Regions from separate parts of the Mus musculus genome. Here region 2 is linked to region 1. Evidence: chromatin contacts called from ENCODE Hi-C or POLR2A ChIA-PET data. All regions are on one chromosome and are shown on one strand. The core of a region is the stretch at or near the end of the contact, and the rest is flanking DNA. Distances in the headings are between cores, read along the strand shown.

The links. Hi-C counts contacts between places; a loop is a spot of excess contacts on that map. ChIA-PET counts read pairs that join two places held with the same protein, here RNA polymerase II (POLR2A).
Region 2: a map of heart shows a loop between it and region 1 (1.8-fold over the local background). The contact joins the enhancer-like site here to the promoter of Lncbate6 in region 1. A Hi-C loop is called at or near these places in 3 of 37 maps with a recorded cell type or tissue (heart and v-Abl transformed pro-B cells). POLR2A ChIA-PET finds 5 or more read pairs at or near these places in 2 of 5 experiments (Patski and embryonic stem cell).

Annotation. Positions count from the first base shown.
Region 1 is chr13:37,536,676-37,542,676 of GRCm38, reverse strand. It overlaps Lncbate6 (a long non-coding RNA gene), which reads right to left and starts at 2,541. Exons shown (of 3, transcript XR_382205.2): 1 at 1,269-2,541.
Region 2 is chr13:37,501,777-37,507,777 of GRCm38, reverse strand. The region is part of intron 2 of Gm30863 (a long non-coding RNA gene); the gene reads left to right. Among named protein-coding and RNA genes, the nearest start is that of Gm29590, 3.9 kb to the left of the region's middle. Within about 2 kb of position 3,145, at least 2 of the 3 ENCODE cell types and tissues checked have a DNase peak (open chromatin) inside an H3K27ac peak, as active enhancers do; they include heart, where a contact is called at or near this core.

The sequences.
Region 1 (6,001 bases), core at 1,292-3,791:
GGGTGCCCTCACGCCGAGCTAACAAAGTATCAGAAAGTTAGATCAGGATATAGGGGTCAACAGGTAGCTTGTCCTCCATTAGGGTGGGGAGCCTTGAGCCAGCTGCAGGGTGCACTCAACCATCAGTGTGTTCCTATTTCGCAAGGACACGGGGGCTAAGGAAGGAGATTGGAGGAGGGGGTGCACATAGGTATGGGAGGGATAAGAGGAAGCCAGGGTACAAGGAAGTATGAAAGAGAGATGAGTGTGATGCCAGAAGAAGGGGGCCATAACATGGATCCACCAGCTGATTGGGTGCATCAAAACCACCCAGCCTCCATGGGCAACCGATGAGGGTGAGTGGGAGAGCAATTCTTGCCAGCAGCCTCTATCAGCTGCAGCTGACCTCATGCTCCGATCACCCTTAACATGCCCTCCCACCCAGCCTGCAAACACTCCTGGCTTGCCCATCTTCTGCCCACCCCCGACTCCCACATGCCTGGAGGGTCTATGGTCTGAGTACACCCAATCTGCATGACTCTTCCTCAGGACACTGATGCGATGTGGCCTTATTTGCTCCAGAAAAGCTTCTTGGGGGGCGGGGAGGGGGAGTAAGGGTAGAGGAAATATAAATTAAAACCTTTCCAGTCTTCAAGACATTCGTGACCAAGGGATAGATAGCCCCTATCCTGGCTCTAAGCTTCTCCTGTGACAGCATGTACCAGGGGCTGAAAAAGCCAGGAAGAGAGCCACCCTCTCCACCTAGCGGTAGCCTGAACTAAACAGAAACTAGCCTTGTGGTTTCCCCCAGACCTGTGAGAGCCAAAACCACCAGTTGCCAGGGAGGGCATCCGCTCCTCGGAGGAGGAGTCTGCTCCATTGTCAGGTTCTGTGGCAGAGCATTTGTCAGCTCAGACACGTCAAGGAAATGTCACTCATTGGAAAAGGACCTACTGTGGCCAGATGTCCCTCCCCCCGGGGCAGTGGGTGTCATTCTCTTTCTCTCTGGCTTTCTGTCTGTCTGTCTGTCTCTGTGTATCTGTATTTCTCTCTCTCTCTCTCTCTCTCTCTCTCTCTCTCTCTCTCTCTCTCATGTGTGTGTGTGGTGTATGTTCACACATATTTTTAGAGAGACTTTTTTACTGTGTAAAAAAAGTAGGCTGGTCCTAAACTCTGAACGCTGGACACCTCCTCCTCCTCCTCCTCCTCCTCCTCCTCCTCCTCCTCCTCCTCCTCCTCCTCCTCTTCTAGTCTCGGGATACCAAGGAGCTAGAATGGCAAGCACTTACCACTGTCTGTGCCTGGTGTGCCTCATTTTCGGAAGTCTCCAGCAGTCTGGCTGTAGAGGTTGCAGTGGGATCAGGCTTCTTTCCAGTTCCCTCTCTGACCCTTCCCCATTTCTTCCACAGAGCCTGGGGCTCTGGGCTCCTCTTCCTCCTCCCACAGTCTGTCTCCTGTGGTGTTAAATTTCACCCACACTGGGGTCTTTGTTAAACTGACCTTCATTGTATTTCCTCGTAGCTTTGCCTGACCACAGATGCTGGCCAGAGGCAGGAAACAGAGCTGTCCTTCAGAATGGACCCCAGTGGCATCCATGTCCCATGCTGTGATCATTGTACTGAGGTGTGGCTGCAGAGAGCATCCCTGGCTGGCCACCGGTGGGCACTCATATATTCAGATCTACTTCTCTGTGTGCAAGCACAGGTGTGTGTCCCTCTGCATATGTGTTAGTGCCTGGGGAGCTGAGAGTGACACTGAGCATCTTCTTCAACTACTTTCCTCATTAAAACACACACACACACACACACACACACATACACACACACACACTTATTGTTATATATATGGGTGTTTTGCATGCTCGAGTGTCTTTGCATCACATACATTCCTGATGACCCTGAAGGCCAGGAGAGGACATTGGATCTCCAAGAACTAGAATTACAGATGGTTGTGAGCATCCATGTTGGATGCTGGGACTTGGACCCAGGTCCTCTGGATGAGCAGCTGATGCTCAAAACCTTCAGCTCCATCCTCCTTACTTTTTAGAGAGAGGGCCTCTCAGTGAATCTGGAGCTCCATTTTTGACAGACCTTGGGAACAAGCCCCAATGATCCCGCTGCCTCTTCATCCCCAGTCCTGGGATCACAGGCGCAGCACTGCACTTAGCTCTTATGGGGGTGCAGGGGATCGTGCAAGCACTTTACATACTGAGCTGTTTCCCCAGGTCCCTCAAGTCTGCTTTTCTTAAATGAAAAACCAAACAAAACTCGTTGCGCAGTGAGAGATACGAACACTGAGTGGTGTTGAAGGTGAAGGCCAGTCCTGCCCCAGTTGACTTGGTACCCTTGTTACATGCTCTCATTGGCTAACTGAGTTAGGTGGCTGCTATTTCTCCAAGGACTCTAATTTTCAGTGTTCTGTTACCTGCAGTTACAAATACGCTCATATCAGACAATGCAGTTATAAAGCAAGACAGCAAACGCAAAGGATTACTGTGGTTTATTTTTTGTGTCTTTTGAGATGTGATCTTGCTCTGTAGCCTTGAGGAGCCTAGAGCTCACTATGTAAACCAGGCTGGCCTCAAACTCAGAGAGATTTACCGTCTCTGCCTCCCAAGTGCTAAGTTTAAAGGCATGTACCACCATGCCTGGCTTCTGATTCATTTTAATATTTAAAATTTATTATTATTATTATTATTTTTACAGTGTTAAGGGTTCAGCCTAGGGTCCCGAAGGTGGTAGGCATGTACTTTCCTGGGCTACATCTCCTATTCCTACTTGTTTTTTCTTTTTTAATTTTATTTACTTTATTTGGCTTTGTTTGTTTATGCACAAAAAATGGTTTGCCAGCATGTATGCATGTGTATCATGGGCATACGTGGTACCTGTGGAAGTCAGAAGAGGGCGTCAGATCCCCTGGAACTGGAGTTACAGATGGTTGTGAGTAGCCATGTGGGTGCTAGGACTTGAACCCAGGTCCTCTGCAAGAACAGTAAGCACAACTAACTGCTGAGCCATCTTTCTAGCTCTCTACTCTGAGTTTTTTCTTAAATGCAAAATTTATCTTCAGAAGTGACTAGGAAACTTTTAGAAATAGATCCACAATTTTTCCTTTGGATATAATAGATTCTGAACTGATCCAGCATATACACACTATTTATGTTTCAGAATTAGACCCTTTGAGCCCCCCTGGAAAGTGCATATCCTTTATTGGGAAGGGGGGCAAAGAGTCTCTACTGGTGTAGTAGCAGTGGTGTGTGTGTGTGCGTGTGCGTGTGCTTGTGTGTGTGTGTGTGTGTGTGTGTGTGTGTATGTGTATGTGTGTGTGTGTGTGTGTGTGCACCAGCTCGTGTGAGAAGCAGGAATAGAGGGAGAATTCATCTGGATCATGTGCAAGGAACATAGGATTATGATATTATTTCTGCCTAATGAGGAACCTGCAATGCTAACAGAACAATATTATAGTGTAAAATAGGCCTGCCAGAGAAAGAGGGTGATGGGGACACCTGTCAGTCAGTTAACGCGGGCTGAAAGGGCTTATGGGAAACTATTCCGGAGGAGCTGGCATCTGGCCTGTAGATTGGCTAGTCTTATGGTGGTGACAAAGTGCCCCATGTAAAGAACTTGAGGGAAGATTTGCTGATGCTCACAGCTTCGGAGGCGTCAGTCTGTGGCTGCTTGGCTCCATTCTCTTGACAGAGCATCGTGAAGGTGGGAGGGCGGGATGAAAAAGCTTCTTCATGGCAGAAGCTGAGAGATGGGTACAGGAAGGACCAGGTCAAGATACAACACCACAGAGTCACCCACGGCGACCTAATACTCCGGCTGGTAGCAGCCTCTTACTTTTTGTAGCATCTCCAAGCCATGCTTCCAAATTATAAATCCATCAAGGGGTTGGTTAATCCACTGATTAGCTCAGAGCCCTTAGGATCCAGTCACTTGTCCTCATCCGCCTAGTCAGTGAAGGGACACTTCACACTCCATAACAGCATGCACTTGCCCTTTTGGATGGTTGAATGTCTATGAGAGGACACAATAGAGGGCCTGGGTAGAGGGGACAGCAGCTGCCATGACGGGCCATAGGTCCCTATCCCACTGCCCCTTTCTCTTTGCTTTGGACTCCAAGTCCAGGTCTGTCATGCTCACCTCTTCACAGATGAGTAAGGCTCTCAATGCTCCTGAGCTAGGCTGCAGTCCCCTCTGCTTTGAAGGCCACACAAGAGAAGTTGCCATCCGCTGGAAGCAGTGCTGAGAGAGACTCATCTTGCTTGGCATCTTCTCGTAGGACCACAGGACTCTCTTGCAACATCTTTTAAGTACCTCGAAGTTATGTGCCTGGGAGGGAATGTCCAGGGACGGACACTGTGCAGGCCAAGATCTTCCTAACTTTCTGTCTCTCTACAGTTAGTATGAGGAGGGAGGCAAGGGAGGGAGTGCTCCTCTGTAGTCTCACTGGTTGGTAAAATACTTGCAGCAGGTTGAGGGAGTGAAACAGAGACGCCTCCATAACTATCTGTGCTTTGTATACCTGTCTCTGTTCACTCGTTTTTATTTATCTTTACTGTGAGCTGTGTGTGTCTGTCTAGGGAACCTGGGTTAATGTTCCCCAGAGCATTTCCCTTGCTCTCTGACTCCGATAGTCCATGTGCAGTGTTTACTCAAAGGCCACGCTGTGAACCGTTGGGCAATCCTGCTTTCTGTGAGACAACCTTGGTATCTGCTAGAAGAGATTTTTTTTTTTTTACCCCCGCAGTGATAACATCAACTCCGTCTTCCTGTTCACTACAGCTAGCAGTAAACACCCTTTTCCCTTCTCACACTACAGCCAGCTTCCTCTCAGTGTTGTTGTAAGGTCTTGATGTTGGTCTCCACTGCAGCCACATCTGCATCATCTGCTCTGGCAAGAATCCTTCAGCCTTGCTGCATTTACCTAGTAATTTTCCTGCTACTCTTCCTTCACCTGCTTCTTGGTTCCAGCTGTTTTCACTGTGGTTGGAACTGAGTCCACTTTGTTGTTCCTGCTACAACATCCCTGTTGCCAGTCTTGCAGAAAAGTCCCCCTTCCGATTTCAGCCAGTGTTGGAGTGGTTTTTAACACTGACCTTTGAGGAAGTACACAATCATTTGTACAACCGCCACATGCAATGTGATCAGTGGCTGCCATGAGCAGGGAGCTGACCTTTAACTTGACCTAATCAGGCAACTGTCCAGGAAGTGCTTGCCTCCTGGTCATCACGAGATAGAGACTTCTTCTACCACGTGCTGCTAGCATGATGTGCCGCCCCTCTCCAGACAGCAGGGTCAAGGAACCAAGGATTGTAACTCCCAAAACTGTGATCGAGAATTAACCTTTCCTCTTTTTAAATTGCTTGTCTTAGGCATTTTGTCATAGTGATGGAAAAGTAACACACTAAATTACTCCAGCGCCTGAACACTGAAATGGAGTTGAGTTAGAAACTATCATTGTGTATTTCCAGTGGGGTGGCTTGGAGATAGATTTGAACAGCTCTATTCATGCTGGGCATCGTTGCATCAGAGAAAGAGATGTGGCAAAAATCAATTTCTTTTTTTTTTTCTTTTAAGATTTATTTATTATTATATCTAAGTACACTGTAGCTGTCTTCAGATACACCAGGAGAGGGTGTCAGATCTCATTACAAATGGTTGTGACCCACCGGTGATGTGGTTGCTGGGATTTGAACTCAGGACCTTAGGAAGAGCAGTCAGTGCTCTTAACCGCTAAGCCATCTCTCCAGCCCCCAGAAGTCAGTTCCTATCTACTGAGTCCCCATATATCCAAGCATCAAGTCTCTTTTACCATAACCTTAGGGGAAAGCATTTTCTTTCTTTTTTTCCTTGCCCAAGAAAGCAAGGGGGCCTGCAAGGTTAAAATTTCCCTTTTCAAGCGAGGGGTGTATGCACTACTATCACTAGCAAGTGGATCAAAAGGAAGAACCAAAGGGACAGAATGTTTCTGCTGGGAAAAGAGCTGAGACTTTGTGAATGATTTGTATTCTTAAATC
Region 2 (6,001 bases), core at 1,896-4,395, 36 kb after region 1:
ATGCTGACAGTGAAGGGAATCAGGAAAAAAACAAAACAAAACAAAACAAAAAACCCAAAAAACAAAACAACAAAACCTCTGCTGGTGCCTGCTTATCAACAGCAAGCTGGAATCACAGGGTCAGTGACATTCACTCCCCCTTTCTGTCTGGGGAAGGACAAGCAACAGGGTAGCCGGCTGTAGCAACAGAGGGTTGATATCTAACCTGGAGAAAAAAATTCCAGCTGGGCTTTCAGGCCTGAGGCTCCTAGGCTGGAGAGGTGAAAGGTTGGGGAGGAAGGGGCCTGGCTTTCTTGCAGAGGGCCTGCGTTACCTGAGGGTGTTTCTCTGCAGCCCTGGCCAGGTTATGGCTTCTTTGTGCAACGTGGTCTCCCAGGCCAGGACTGTAGGGTGGAACTCCAACACCCAACTAGGCAGTTCCCTCAAGGCCACTCCCAGGTAAGGGGCTGGAGATTCAGGCATTCAGAAAAGATGGCTGGCTGCCTAGGAACTGGTAAGACGGGTTTGTAGGCTGGCAGCTGCCAAGAGAGACCAGGAGGCCATGGTTAGGAGAAACGTTCAGAGTGGGCAGAAGGCAGTGTCTGTACCTGGAGTCCCCAGCTCTACATTGGTCACCTCCCGTGGGTATGCTGTGACTGGCAATCTCTTTGCTGATTGGGAATCAGCTAACCCCGAATAAAAGCTGAACCTCTGGGATTCTCCCAAGGCCCAGTTCTCCTATAAACACTTGATACCATCTGCAAAAAGGTTCAGACCCAAAATGTTTTCAAGCCAGGAGTATGGTTCAGAGGCTGTGCCCACGTGGTGGTGGTGGTTGTTTATGAAGGAATAATCTTTCCGTTGCTGAGGTACGGTCATCATGTCACTGTCCCCAGATGCTGTGTCTGTTGCATTCCTGGAAGCCAACTCTGTCCTTCAGCGTTGCCATAGCGCCTAACAGCCCTGCCTTCGCCAGCACACTTGAGGATTGACTCTTATTTGTTGATCTAAAATAATTTTTCGAAGAGAGATGAGGATTCCCCAGCCTGTTCTATTTATGGATTTTGCATCTGAGGAAATACCTGTTTTAGAACGTTTGTCTCACTTGCAAGATCCTAAATAAGATGGGCGTGGTGGCTCACGCCTGTAATCCTAGCACTTGGGAGACTGAGACTGGAGGAGAGAGAGTTCGAGGACAGCCTAGGCTACATAACAAGAAAAAAAAGAAAGAAAGAAAGAAAGAAAGCGTGACTGTTCCAGAGCAGCTTTTGGTTCTGGGGAAACAAGTTAATGTTTGTGAGAGACGCTCTAAATCAAATGCTCGAATGCCAGAATCTCCCGAGCAGCAGAGCTTTCCGGCTGCCTCCCTATCCCGTTTTCCCAGAACCTCTGCTGGGCAGAGCTGAGGCAGCTTGTTTGGGGGGTATCCCTCGCTCCACGCTTCCTTCCTCTACAGAGTTCAGCTGACCTGCGCCAGGCCAAACATTGTTAGCTCCTTCCTCGCTGGAGGAAAGTCCCTGTGGCCCATTTTCTGAGCAGTGCTTTTCCATCCTTTCGTAATCTCTCACTGTGACCTTGAGGGGCAGGGAGAGAAGGCTTTGGCCAGGGCGCCTTTCACGTGGAGCCCAAGGCCTGGTGTCTGTGTCCTGGTGTCATATACTAGCTGTGCCAACAGCCTACATCCTTCTGTGCTGGCACTGACCTGCATCCGGTGTGTGTGTGTGTGTGTGTGTGTGTGTGTGTGTGTGTGTGTGACTAGAGAAAGGCCCTGAAACGAGAGACAGAGTAAGAAAAAGCACAAAGAGTCAGTTGACTTTTCAATCCTAGAGGAGAGAGAGAGCAGGAAGAAGGAGGAGCAGGCGGAGAGTGACCCACACAGCCAGGTCACATGGCTGGTTCCTCTCTCTCTGCAGCCTTCATCTCCCCTCACCCTGGACAGGGTGGCAGAGACTTGCCAGCGTACCTCATCAGATGAAATGAAGGGGAAATCTGATTTGCCTCTAATTGGACTTACTGCAGGCAATTAGGGTTAAGCTGGCATGAGGGGGCTGCCAGAGAGGGGGATTTTCAGGGCTGCTTTATCACAGACCTGGGAAAGTCAGCCGGAGCTCAAAGTGGTTGTAAATCAGGATATTGACCTATAGTATCATCTTTAAATCAGACCATTTTGCCTGAAAATAACCAGTGTATGAACTGACACATTATATACATATATGTATATCATATACATTTATATATAATAGATTCCACTTGGCATACAGCTTGTGCTGTGTATATTCTAACTATACACTAATTATTGTTTATTCACTTGGAGGGTGAGATACACATACATTTATATATTGTGCACATAAACTGTATATAGGACTGGAGAGATAGCACAGTACAGAATACTTGATTAGCATATAAAAGGTCCTGAGTTCAAGTTCCACAATTGAAAAAAAGACCTCATGTATATGTATGTATGTGTATATAGATAGATAGATATAGATATAGATATGTAATCTGGTATATATTATATGATATAGAATATTTTTTAAAGATAGGGTTTCTTGCTGGGTGGTGATAGCACACACCTTTATCCCAGCACTGGGGAGGCAGAGGCAGGCGGATCTCTGAGTCCAGCCTGGTCTACAGAATTAGTTCCAGGACAGCCAGGGATACACAGAAAAACCCTGTCTCAACAAACAAACAAACAAACAAACAAACAAGATATGGTCTCTCATTAAACCCAGAGCTTACTGATTTAGCTGGGCTGGCTGGCCATCAGGCTTCAGGGATAAAAGCCTGTCTTCCCACTGTCACTGCGGTTAGAGGCATGTGCTCCCACGCTAAGTCTTTTACTCAGGTCGCGGTGCTTGTACAGTGATCACTTTACAGACTGAGCCATCCCCCAGTCCCAGGGCCACCACCTTCATTCAGCATCATACAAGTTCTCATTTGTTATCGGGACAGCAGTATGAATGCTTCAAATGCTGTATCCATGTGCGTGTGCGTGTGCGTGTGCGTGTGTGTGTGTGTGTGTGTGTGTGTGCGCGCGCGTGCACATGTGTCCAAGTAGCACCCGCAGCTCATAGCATTGTTCTTCTTAGGCCACCTAAATCTTCCCCTCCCCCAGGGACAGAGCCTGCCACCTGCTTTCGTTATAGCAACTGCCATTTCTGTTTCCATTTCTGGTGCCCAGTGACCTCGAAGAGAGCTGTTAAGGAGAAACATACAGACACATGGTCTTTATCAGCTGGTGGGAAGCTGCTTAGACACAATGTGGCCCCAGTGTTCCTGGCGACAAATGCAGCCTCCTCAGAGACAACATTTTCCTCTGGGTGTATTAAGAAGAACATATTTTCTACTATAGACCTTTTTATTTTGTTGGCACTCATCCACTCCAGCAGATGTTAATAGACCCGCTGTTCCGCATGTTCAGGGCAGGGCTGATTTTGTAACCTGGGTCCTTCATTGCTATTCTCCCTCAACAGGCCGACTGACTGACATAACTCCCAGGTGTGCAGACCTTCCTGAAGGAGTCAGAGACATGGGGGACATGGCCCCAACTCCTTTAATTCTGAAGAAGACTGTTATCCAGAGCCTGGTAGCATTTGTTCTGGGGTTACCTGCAAAGATCAAACCAACCAAACTTCTGCCGTTAGATGGGAGGGAAGAGGTACTCTGCCGGCCCCACCCTTACGAAGGAGAAGTTAGTATCTGCTAAAGGAGGAAGAATTTTTTTTTTTGAGGATGTAGCCATTAGCTACATAGGCTTTCTATGCTCCTGTGGATGGCTTCATGCCTGTGCACTACTGGACTTACTGGGTTGTCAAAAGACAAAAACAAAAATAAAAAAACAAACAATGTTGGGAGGACTTGTAGAAGAGATATGGGGGTGTGGTCATATTACATTGGAAACATGTATGAAATTCTCAAGAAAAAAAGAAAACCATGTGTGGATATATAATAGATCTAGTACTATATAGTACTATAAGTTAGAAAAAAAGAGAATTGTCCTATAACAAGTTCATTCCCCTGACAGCTACCCCTCCCACATGGTGACAACAGTAAGCTACAGACCTCTGACTAGGTAGGCTCCATCTTCCAGGGCCATACTGGGATGGTTTCCAATACCTGAATCTGGGAACACAGTCAAACTGTGGCAACACCGCCCTTCCGTCATTGGCTTCAAGACTCACCAGCAACGCCACCGATGGCTCCTAGTCTTTGGCTCTCAGCTGGCCAACGTTGCCACTTTGTGGCAGCTCAATCCTGTTACCTCCATTAGCAGTGAGTGCCCTTCTACCTGCTTCCCACGTGTTCACTCATCCCCTAACCTAGCTTATGGGTATTGAGCAATGTCACCTCTCATTTTTTGCTCTATTGCTAACACAGTTATCGGTCTATATTCACAGGGGATTGGCTCCATGAGTCCCAGGGATACTAAAATCTATAAGCACTCAAGTACCATGTCTAAAACATGGTGTACTCGCACAGACGCCACTCCTCTTCCTCCACTTAAACAATCTCTATGTTACATATAATATCGGTCACAATATGAATAGTTGTCATATTGTTTAAGGAGTCATGACAAATAAAACGTCACTACGTGTTCAGTGCATGCACAATTTTTTTTAAAAATATTTTTCAACGTAAGGTCAGCTGAATTCGCAGATATAATACCAATATACGTAGAGAGCAGACTTGTGTGTGTGTGTGTGTGTGTGTGTGTGTGTGTGTGTGTGTGTGTGTGTCCAGTCCTTGGCAACCTGTTTAGCAGTAGGAATAATACTGACACAAATATATAGAAAGGATCACTTAGGTTTCAAGCTTTCATGTAGCATATTGTCTGCTCAGTCATGTATAAGGCCATACTATACTCTTTCCCATTAGATGAATGCGGTTTAAGAGGAAAAGAAATGGCTTAAGGAGACAGAATGGGTGTTTGATGCCAGGGACCCACATGGTGGGAAGAGAAAACTGACCAGAGGAATGGAATCAAACTGGTTTCTCTGATAGGCTCTACGTCTGTCTTACAGATAACAAGCCATGGCCAACCGTAGTGTCTCTCTCTTTATGCTTCACCCTTCTGGTGTCCATGTTCTTTTCAAATGTCTCCTCAAATCTCTACCCCTCACCATTCTGTTTCCGCCATTCTAATGAGCATTTCTGGGTTGGGAAACCCAATGGTGGCTGTGTAATTTGTGAGGTGGTTTTCCTATATTTGTGTCTCACTAGATAGTGGTACTGGGGATTATGAGACCTTGTCAGCAAGGAGTGACACACGACACCAAGAAAAAGCACAGATAAATCTCAGTAGCCAAGTCTTCCGGTGGTCAGAATGCCCCTTTGTGGTTAAGCATCCTTGAAGCTAAGGCTAGGTTCTTTCTGCCATGTCGGAAGTTCAGGCCCTAGAGAACACTCCATGCTGCCAGATACTAACACTAATTAAGAGTCTACATCCTCAAAAGACTCCCAGCTTCATTATAACATCATTTGCGTGGTTGGTTTGACTCACAATTCCTTGTGAGCTTTTCAAGAGGATCGTGGGTCAGATATACCTTTCAGGGGAAATCTGATCCACCATGATTTTTTTTTGGGGGGGGGAGGTATATGTTATGGGATTTACCTTATAAATATTCACAAAAAGTCTTTAAAATGCAGAACACAAAATCTAGTAAGCTGCTATCCCCCACTCTGGAGTGCTCCTCCCCAGTATAGTATACCTTGCTCTGTACCTCCCTTGGCTAGATACGCTTCTTTGAGAAATGTCTCCAGCTCTTGGCTGAATTCTTTCCTTTGAGAAGATGAGATTCAGGGAGAAACCCTTTTTAGATTTGCTGTCAGTTGACTTCGGGATCCTTAGGATTGGTGAAACAAACAGGACAGTGGTTTTAGTGACTCCCTCCTCAACCGGGAGAGGACGCAGGCTCTTTTCCTATCACTTAAAGCATGTTCCAGGGCTCGGTCATCACCAGCTCCAAACTCACCTGCCCCTCTCTCTGAGTGGCTACCGCCCAGGCTTTCCCATCCTTGGATT